Regions from separate parts of the Mus musculus genome. Here region 2 is linked to region 1. The links are chromatin contacts, found by Hi-C or POLR2A ChIA-PET in ENCODE. All regions are on one chromosome and are shown on one strand. The core of a region is the stretch at or near the end of the contact, and the rest is flanking DNA. Distances in the headings are between cores, read along the strand shown. Region 1 overlaps Mbnl2 (muscleblind like splicing factor 2). Region 2 overlaps Mbnl2 (muscleblind like splicing factor 2).

Region 1 (4,564 bases), core at 1,108-3,607:
ACCACTGATACACACCCAGGCCTGGGCAGAGGGCTTACGGGGCTCCAGGGAGCTGATGTCCACAGTGGGACAGTGATTGACACTGGTTCTGCCTGTTTGTTTGCTTTCAAGACATGGTTTCTTTATGTCATCACCAACATCTTGTCCCCAATGCCTTCTCCAACTTCCCCAGGCCTGCATGATTTCACTCCCTCTTGTCTGCGTATCTTGTTCCCGGGGGCTGGCAAATACTTCCATCCCATGGGGCCATCTCCTTTTCTCAGCACCTGTAAAGCTTCTTTTCAAAGGACATCCACCCCCTCCCCTTCTTCTTCCTTCCCCTCCCCTTCCCCTTCCTCTTTCCCCTCCTGTTCCCCTTCTCTTCTTCCTTCCTCTCACCTTCCCCTTCCTCTTTCCCCTCCCCCTCTTTTTCCTCCCCCTCCCTTTCCCCTTCCTCCTTCCTCTCCTGCTCTTCCTCCTCCCACTCCCCCTCCTCAAGGTCTCAGCCCTGAAAGCAACACATTGAAGGCAGCTCCCTCCCTAGCAATCACTTCTGCATAACACTGTCCCTAAGGATATTATTTCCATTGGAATTCCTTGCTTCTTTTCCATTGCAACAGAAGGTGGGAAACAAGAAACATATTTTTGGAAGGAGAAGAAACCTATATCTGGTTGATTTGTGTGTTGCCCCCCACCCCCCAAGAGAATGACAGCACATGAGGTCAACACACTAATTTCCAATGCCTGGCTGAAGGGCACCCACACTGGACACTCAGTGTTTCATGAATGAATAGGGCCTTTGATACATTATGGTTATTTTCCTTTGTTAAAAAGTAAACCGAGGGACAATAAAAGCTTAAAGAGTTTATTTGGACAAAGAGCAATTCAGTTGCTGGGTGCCCGGGATTGGCTGTGCTTGGGCCCCCTTTTGTTTTAGTGGAGGCACTTAGAAGGAATGGCGAGTGGAGTGCAAGGTTTGCTTATGTTTGCAAATCAAACAAAGCCAAGGTCACAGGGAGGGTGGACTGTGTGTCTGCTCAGCAGCTCTTCTGGCCTGGTGTCTACTTCAACCTGTTCTGATCTTGAGTTGGTGGCTGCCCTGTCATTGTTTCTCCAGAACAACTGCAAACTCTGTGAGAAGCCCCAGCTTTTTGTTCAGGAACCCGATTCAGCTCTTGGCTCTGCTGGGGACTAAATGGTTGCTTGCAGAACACGGAAATGAATACACCTGTCTGAAGTGCTCCAGGAAGTCAAGTTTCTCTGTTCATGGCTTCGCATTCCAGTGAGAACACACTGGTTCGACTGGAATTCCTCACTAAGGATGCTGCTCCCCAGCATTTTCCAGATGTTGCAGCTTCTGTGAAAGGCTGGGTGCCCAACGGGAATGAAAACGGGGCCCCGTGAATTAGCAGAGCCCAATGAAGCCTGCAGATGATTAATTTTAGATTCCAAGCATCTGGGTCAGAGCTGAGTTTCACGGCAGCTGTGGAAACCATCTCTTTGGTATCATTAATGATTTTCCTAAGGGCTGGGAGCGCCTGAAATACGCCTTCATATGAGATTTGAGTCTGAACTGGATGGATATTTAATAACAACTTAACATATATTGCATTCACCATGGGAGAGCTTCCTATTTTTAAAATGATGGTCAATGTATCTTCTGGGTGGGGTGGGATGTGCGCGTGTGTGCATCTGCGGTACAGCGAAGGCCTGAGGTTAACACAAAGTAACATTCCTCAATCACGGTTTGACCTTATTCATTAATTTAACTTATCTGTTTATTTTGAGGTGGGACTTCATAGCCAATCAGTCTAGTGAGCTCATGTCCAAAAATAAATAAGTAATCATATTGAATATTCCCGTTTCCACCACCCCCCGTGTTAGGATTATACATGTTTATCACACCTGACTTTTATACATGGTTGCTGGGAATAACTCAGACCCTCCTTCTGGCTCAGGAAGCACTTCACCCACTGGGCCCTCTTCCCAACGCTGGGTTATTCATGTGACTTAAGCAGCTAATAACGCTCTCAGTCAAAAGCCAGATGCACTATCCTGGTTTTTAAAAGAAATGTCCTGGAAGATGATAATACTTTAAGGGAAAAGAAAACAAGCAGAAAGCTGACGTTCTGGCTTTAAAGAGGCTAAGGCCTTGGAAGCATTTTCTTATCCTTCGCCCGCTGGAGCTATTTCATCCGCTCTAAGGCATAATCCCCAGTGTGGATATTCAGCCTCAGGTTGTGAGAAAAAGGGCTTGTCGGTCACATCACTAAAATTCTAGTCCGTGGGGCAGCATGGCCACCCTAAGTGTGACTACAAAGAGCTAGGCTGACACCTCCTCCCTCCCAGTTTGGGAGGCTTGGGAGTCTGAAAGGTCAGCTCTCAGGGGGTGGAGCTGTCCTCGGAGTATCATGTTGTTCTTGGCCACGACAGTGCTGAAAGAGAGTAATGCAACTATGCTGTAATCTCTGAGCCGGAAGACACTGAATCCATCCAAGTGGAAAGAATATGCTAGTTAGCAGTAGTAGGGTCAGTTCATGAGGAAACTGCAGAACAGGTGAAGTTCATCGGTGACGTAGCCCCTGCAGAGCGAGCCTGGTCTCTATAGCTCCAGGACTGTGTCCCTTGGCATGGTATACATACACTTGGCATTGTCTGACAGCTGCCTTAGGTTTCTTGGGCCTTTGTTCCAGTATGCAGGGACAAACACATCCCAGGTTTCAGGGTCTCTGTAGTAAAAGTAGGGGAAGAAGGGGCGCCTCCCATTCTAAAATGGAAATTGACTGGTTTGATGGGTCCAACTGACATTATTTATAAACAGGATACTTCCCGGGGATGTCTAAAGTTCTCTCTCTCAGGGAACAGGAGCTTTATTAGTGATTTTTTTTTCCTTTTTTAAGTAAGAGGACACTTCCAGCATGTGTGACACATGACGAGAGCTTATGGTGTAGACATCTCATGGCTGGCTGAATAGAAGAGCAGATCTTTGCCTTTGAATTCACGGAGCAGCACTCTGTAATAAGAGCTGGGCATGGCTTCTGCCCCGGCAGGGCACCATGGAGAAAAAGCAACATCGTTTAAAGATAATGACTCCATGGAAGAAAAGAGAAGTATGGTAATCGGGAAAACAAGAAAAGAAAAAAAAAAACCTCAGAAATAAAATAATAATAATAATAATAATAATAATAATAACTTTTGAATTGAATGAATTTAACTTCATAGGAAAAACATAGGTCAATGCTCTAGTTTTAGAATGACTGGTGAAAAAGAAAAAACAAAACAAAACATGATTGTGATTAACGCCAGCCTCAGTCTGTAACAAGTTTGGATAACTGTACAGATGCCCCAAGGTGACCCAAAATAAAACACTCACTGCCCCTCCCCCCGCCCGTGCACATGTGCATGTGCGTGTGTCACAGGCAATCAAACCTTGAAAATCACATATGCTGTTCAAGCATGCCACCTCTGGGCCGCAAACCCAGCCTGCTCCTTCCATTTTAGTAGCTTTTAAATGACACTTGAGTTGAGTCTCCATGTATCCTTCCTGCCGGAACAGCTACAATCACTGAGCACGACGTACAAGTGTCTTTTGGGATGTAAATCAAAGGACCATCTTTGTGCGGAGCCTTTACTGCTCATATTTATAATGGATTATGGGGAACTTGGAAAACAGGTAGCCAGAAAGGTTGTATGGATTTTATCAGAATAGTTCTACGTTTAAAACTTGGGGATATATTTCTTTATGTCCTTCTGCAGGCAACAGCTGCCAGTTGTTGGGACAGAAGAAAAGAGTTCCTACCTCGTGGCTCCTCCTTCTCCCGGAGAAAAACGGGTAACCGACAAACAGGAAGCACCACTTAAGGATGAGTTCTGTGTTAGTGTGGATAGGGCTGTGATATTCAAGTTCATGCCAGACTCCAGTGAAGAACCAGGCTACAGTTACCTGGATGAAGACCATCCCAGGGGAAAAGAAGAGCTAACTTAAAGGTCTTGCAGAGACCTCTGTAATCACCCGTGTGATTGCAGAGTCAACTGGGCCAGATATACAGCTGAGTCCAGGTTACAGTGGGTTTCAAGGGGCTTCAGACTTCACGGATGACGCAGGAGACGGTTGAAAACAGGCATGAGCGCTATGACTTTACACTTGTTACTGTAAACGTGTATGGGGGGCAGAAGGGAGTCCTCCCACCGCAATTATAAATACACACTAAAAAAAGACAAGAACAGGTCTTGCAGTAGAGCAGACATGGAAGTTTCTGTCTTAGTGTTCTAATGCTGTGAAGAGATGCCGGGAGCTGAGAGTTCTACACCTGGATCTGAAGGCAGCAGGAAGAGAGAAGACACTGGGCCTGGCTTGGGCCCTTGGAACCTTAAAGCCAGTGATACACTTCCTCCAACAAGGCCACACCCACTCCGACAAGGACCCACTTCCTAACGGTACCACTCCCCGATGACTACATATTCGAATCTATGTTCCTATGGGGGAGGGGGGGGTCACTCTTAAGAACAGATTCAAGTTGGGCTTACATTAAGGTCCTTAATTAATCAACTGAATGAATGATATCGTCTGTTGAGAAGGAGAATA
Region 2 (4,564 bases), core at 695-3,194, 40 kb after region 1:
TAAACTTCCCAGCCATCTCATTAGCATTCATTAGGTATAAATATCTTAACACCACTTATAAATCATTCTTATCTCTTCATTAGTAAGAGCTTCTTAAGGGTCATCCTTAGATATGATACCCTTGGCCAGCTCAAAGTGCTGTATGTCACCATAATTAATAAAACTGTATATCTTTATGAATGGTGTATAACTCAGGTTCTCCAGTAATTGGATTGAAATAAAGTCTTATCATGTGTTACTTTATATACATAACCCTCCTCCAGCCTATACGGCACCGGTCACCCGAAACGCCCCTATTTTTATGAGCAGTGTGAAGATGTACCCAGAACTGATTTCTTCAAAACAAGCACCATGAAACAAATGTCTGATTCTTTGGCCAGCGTGCACTAGCCTCAAAAACAAACAGGCCATTATATGAGGGGCAGAAAATTGAGATTACAAAGCCACTGAAAACAAGGCACATTATCAGCTGGTCTCCACTGCAGAACAAAAGTCACAAAAGCACCCCAAATACATGAAAAAGCCAAGTTTCTAAGTTTCCTGCAGCCTTCAACGGCTTAGGGTAGTCACCCCAAATAGAATACACCTTTCTGTCAGATGCAGTTTCCCTCAGGTCCTCTCATTTTGATCCACTACCAAGCTCTGATCTATTTCTGTCCCCTGCCCTTCATTTCATTGTTTTCAGACTTACCGTAGCCTGCATTTACTCAGAACAGCTACAAAAGTCACGGTGTTTAAAATGCAAGAAAACATGAACTGCAAATACTTTATGAGCCGGCTTTTAAACTTTTTGACGTCCGGCACTATGTGAATAAACTAAATATAAAAAAAAAATCACGTTGGAATTTTCCAGGCAGTCGTATGACCTCACCCTGTAAATTAGACTAAACGAGGAGGAGTTTTGAAACCACCATTATTCAATGCCATGTGAGATGTTTTTGTTGTTTTCCCCCCTTCTCAGACATTTCTAGCTTGAGGGGAGAGTAAAATCCTGTTCGCAGCATGGCCACGAGGAAGGAAGGAAGGATGGGGCTGCTCTGCAAGTTTTTGCCCTGCTATGGAAGACTCAGTGCGTGCGGAACAAGCAAGGATCCAGGCCCAAGTTCCCTGCGTTCTTTCCCCCCAGTCTTGCTGAACAGTAATGAGAGCAGAGATATGTCCCAGAGGTAAACATGGCCACTCCCAGCCCTGTCCACAGCGCATAAAGCAGTCTTGTTTCTCCTTACCTTATTTGCTGGCAAATTTAACTCTTAATTCGTGTGGCTCTCCCTTGAAAGAGGGAAGCAAGCAAGCGGGGAGAAAGCAAAGCTTATGGCTTAATGCTCAATTGCCCGTTAGTTTTAGTTTATTGATGAGACTTGATACGTCCCAGAAGCAAGCAATTAGAAGGAATTTGTTAATTAGAAGGACTCTCATATCATGATATCCTTCTCCCCGTTTCTTTGCTTGCTGCTCTTCAGCAGAGCCGTCAAACCTCCCTTCTCAAAAAGAGCAACCTGCCCTATGATCTGCTGCCCAGAAGAACAACCACAGCCACCTACCCTGGTCCCTGTCCCCTCTAACCTCGCCCTCATCTCCTTGAGGTTGACTGTTCTGCTACGTGTTTACAGCTGGAAGATTCGCCGATGGACCTTGAGACCAGGCAAGGGCATCTCTGTGGCCCAGCACCCTGAACTGCGTCTGGCACAGGCTGTCTGCCCACCTCACGATTGTTAGCTGAGAACCATCAAATGGAATTTTATAAGAAAATAAGGACCAAGACTGTTCTATCCTCCAGGGCAAACGGAAATTCACCGGATTTCAACTGCACTGGAATTTGGCGCATTCAAGCAATAGTGACTGAATCAGTTTTTCACCCCTACACGCAGTGTCCGTGGATTTCATGGGCCACAGCTGCAGACAGTCCCCTGGGGAACTCAGGGGAGGGGACCTGACTGGGTCAGTAACACAGAGCTTCTGCCAAACCTGGGGGTGGGGGTGGAGTCAACAGGCAAAATGGCGGGTTCTCCACGGAAGGCACTCGACCTCCCTCTCCTCCTCTGCTTTCATTTTCCCTCTCTCAGAAGCTTTCAGAGGATGATGTCAGTGGAAAATGACTCCACCATGCAAGCCAGTTATAGTAGCATCCCCACAGATCCGAGCTTAACTGTACTCAAACTGTCAATCAGGCAACATAAAGCAGGAAAAAAAAATAAGTCCTTCTCAATCTAAGCTCTTTTAAAGCTCTGTGGTGTCTTCAAGCCCTACCCTTAGGGCTCCAGAGACCGAGGTAATTCACGTATTACGTTCACTGGAACATACAATCCTACACCTCTGTTACACCCTGGTATCCTCCAGGACTGAAAACGGCCAGTCTCTGTGGTTGCGGACCAGCGCCAGGCCTCACACTGTGCCCTACAAAATCACATGCTCTTGGTGAACACAGCGTTTCTACAGAGGTCAGGAGTGCTAGTGCCCTTACTGCCCAGCCAAGATCCTGAAAGTGAAGCCTCCCTGAGCCAATCACAGGGCCTCATCTCTGGTGTTTCGATCCTCAATAGAGAGCTCTGGCTCCTGAACAGAGGGCATGGAAATGGCTGAGGGACGCTAAGCAATGAGCAAAGTCTATAAAGAGAGCAGACTACTGCATCCACGTACCCACTCCTCACTACATGCACAGCCTAGGGAACGGCAAAGGAAAACCCTTAGTAACTGTGCCTGGTATTCCCAAGAGCCAGTCTGTAATTGATGGTTCTGGGAAGTCTGGGAATGTAGGTGGATTGGCTCAAAATCCCACCCATTTCCTTGCAGCTAAGCCCAGGTTTGGGGAGACACCATCTCTGGTCTGTGAGTACAGGTCCAGCCTTTCCTTGGCAGCTTTGGAAGGCATCAGAAGAGTGCAGAACCAGGCAGGCAATCTCCTTTTGGAGGAACTCCATGTGTGTACACAGTAGGAGCTCATTTCCTCCTATTGGCTTTTGTTCGAGCAGTTTCCTTTGATAGAGGATGTATTCAACTCTCTGGCACGGCTGTCTATTCCAGGTATACTACTTAACTCAAGCAAGGCCTACTCCAGCTGCAGTCAGACCCAACTTGCCTACCTTAGCTTGGCCTTCCTGTCTTCTATTTTACATGAATACTTCTCTATTCACCTATCCGGGATTAACACAGAGTCAGTCAGGCTTCTCCGTCTTTGGCACACACACACACACACACACACACACACACACACATGTGCGTGTATGTATGTGTGCACGTGTGCATGTGTATGTATGCTCTTATGCATTTGTGGGTTGATCCGTAGGTGTTATTTCTGACTTCTTGATTGGCTGTCGATCATTTTCTTATGCTTCCTTTCCATGCTAACAGGACATGAAACAAACAGATTTTAATCCATATTCTCTAAAGGGAGGGACTGGGCTTTGTGAAGATGATTCAGAATGTATTTGAAAACTGTTAGTTATATTTTGATTGGGACATATTTTGAAAACCTTTCTCAAGTAAAAGCTGGAAAGATTTTAGGTACCAGGGTATTATACACTTCTGTTTTCACTCCCTCTGTTTTTGAGTTTCTTTTCCACTATTCTGCTCCTGTTTCGCCCTGTGCGTTGATCGAATGGATTCTAACCACACTTCGTTCTTTGTGCATGGTCCAAATTGTATGACCCAGAGCTCCGGCCAACACCTAACTTTCAAAAGTCTCTCTGCTATTGATGGGGGGTGGAAGTGACTTCTTCTAACACAGGCAACTAGGTCACCACATTCAGGAAGGAAGTGGGGTCTGGTTCCAGGAAGCACCTGGAAACAAGCACCCTTGCTTATTCTCTCTCTGGACAACAAAGCCATTGACCTTCCTCCAGGGCTCGAGTGCCAGAATGACTGACTGACAGATGCCACCAGAGACTTTCTTAGCTCCAGAGAAAGTCCTGCACTCATTCATTCATCTCCAAAGTTTAAATTCAGGAGTTGGGTCCTAACATGGTCTACTTACCATCTGCTTAAACAACCTAAAAACAGGCTGAGTGGAGACAGAATTAGTTTTATCTGTGCCAAAACAGCTCAAGGAATGGCCGACTATGGAGACTGTTCAAGTGCTCCATTTTCACACATGCACATTGTGAAACCCTTCAGATATAGACCCTCCTGTTTCCAAAAGCAACCACATTTCAACTATGTTAGAAATACAATGACTCCTTTAGTCCGAGATAGCATGTTTCAGGGGCTCACCATTTCCACCAAATGTAAACATACCCCAAAGCCTAGCATAAAATTCTTTTTGCATCATGTAAGGCCTTCTGCGTTCTGCTGAGAGAACAACGGGGTCTTTGTGAGGGAAAACAAGAGTTGAACTTGCAAAAATGCTTGAGTTGAAATCACTGATCATCCTAGACTGCTTGGAGGGCTGTTAGGAGTATACCCACCCCCAAAAATATATCTTAACTATTATGTACATGATCTTTAAAATTGGGTTTTAAATGCCTTTTATGTAGGTGATCACATTTAATCCTACTCATCAGAGAAGTAGATAACCCATCCTATTTGAAAGATGGGGAAACTGAAGTTCAAATAGATTAGCAAAGTTGCC

Evidence for each region. A loop is a pair of places that touch in the nucleus more often than their neighbours do. ChIA-PET counts read pairs that join two places held with the same protein, here RNA polymerase II (POLR2A).
Region 2: a map of heart shows a loop between it and region 1 (2.8-fold over the local background). The contact joins two enhancer-like sites. A Hi-C loop is called at or near these places in 5 of 37 maps with a recorded cell type or tissue (gastrocnemius and heart). POLR2A ChIA-PET finds 5 or more read pairs at or near these places in 3 of 5 experiments (Patski and embryonic stem cell).

The regions. Positions count from the first base shown.
Region 1 is chr14:120,334,458-120,339,021 of GRCm38, reverse strand. The region is part of intron 2 of Mbnl2 (muscleblind like splicing factor 2); the gene reads right to left. Among named protein-coding and RNA genes, the nearest start is that of Gm52122, 16 kb to the right of the region's middle. Within about 2 kb of position 2,357, at least 2 of the 3 ENCODE cell types and tissues checked have a DNase peak (open chromatin) inside an H3K27ac peak, as active enhancers do; they include gastrocnemius and heart, where a contact is called at or near this core.
Region 2 is chr14:120,293,867-120,298,430 of GRCm38, reverse strand. All of the region lies in intron 1 of Mbnl2 (muscleblind like splicing factor 2), which reads right to left. All of the region lies in intron 2 of Gm52122 (a long non-coding RNA gene), which reads left to right. Among named protein-coding and RNA genes, the nearest start is that of Mbnl2, 20 kb to the right of the region's middle. Within about 2 kb of position 1,944, at least 3 of the 3 ENCODE cell types and tissues checked have a DNase peak (open chromatin) inside an H3K27ac peak, as active enhancers do; they include gastrocnemius and heart, where a contact is called at or near this core.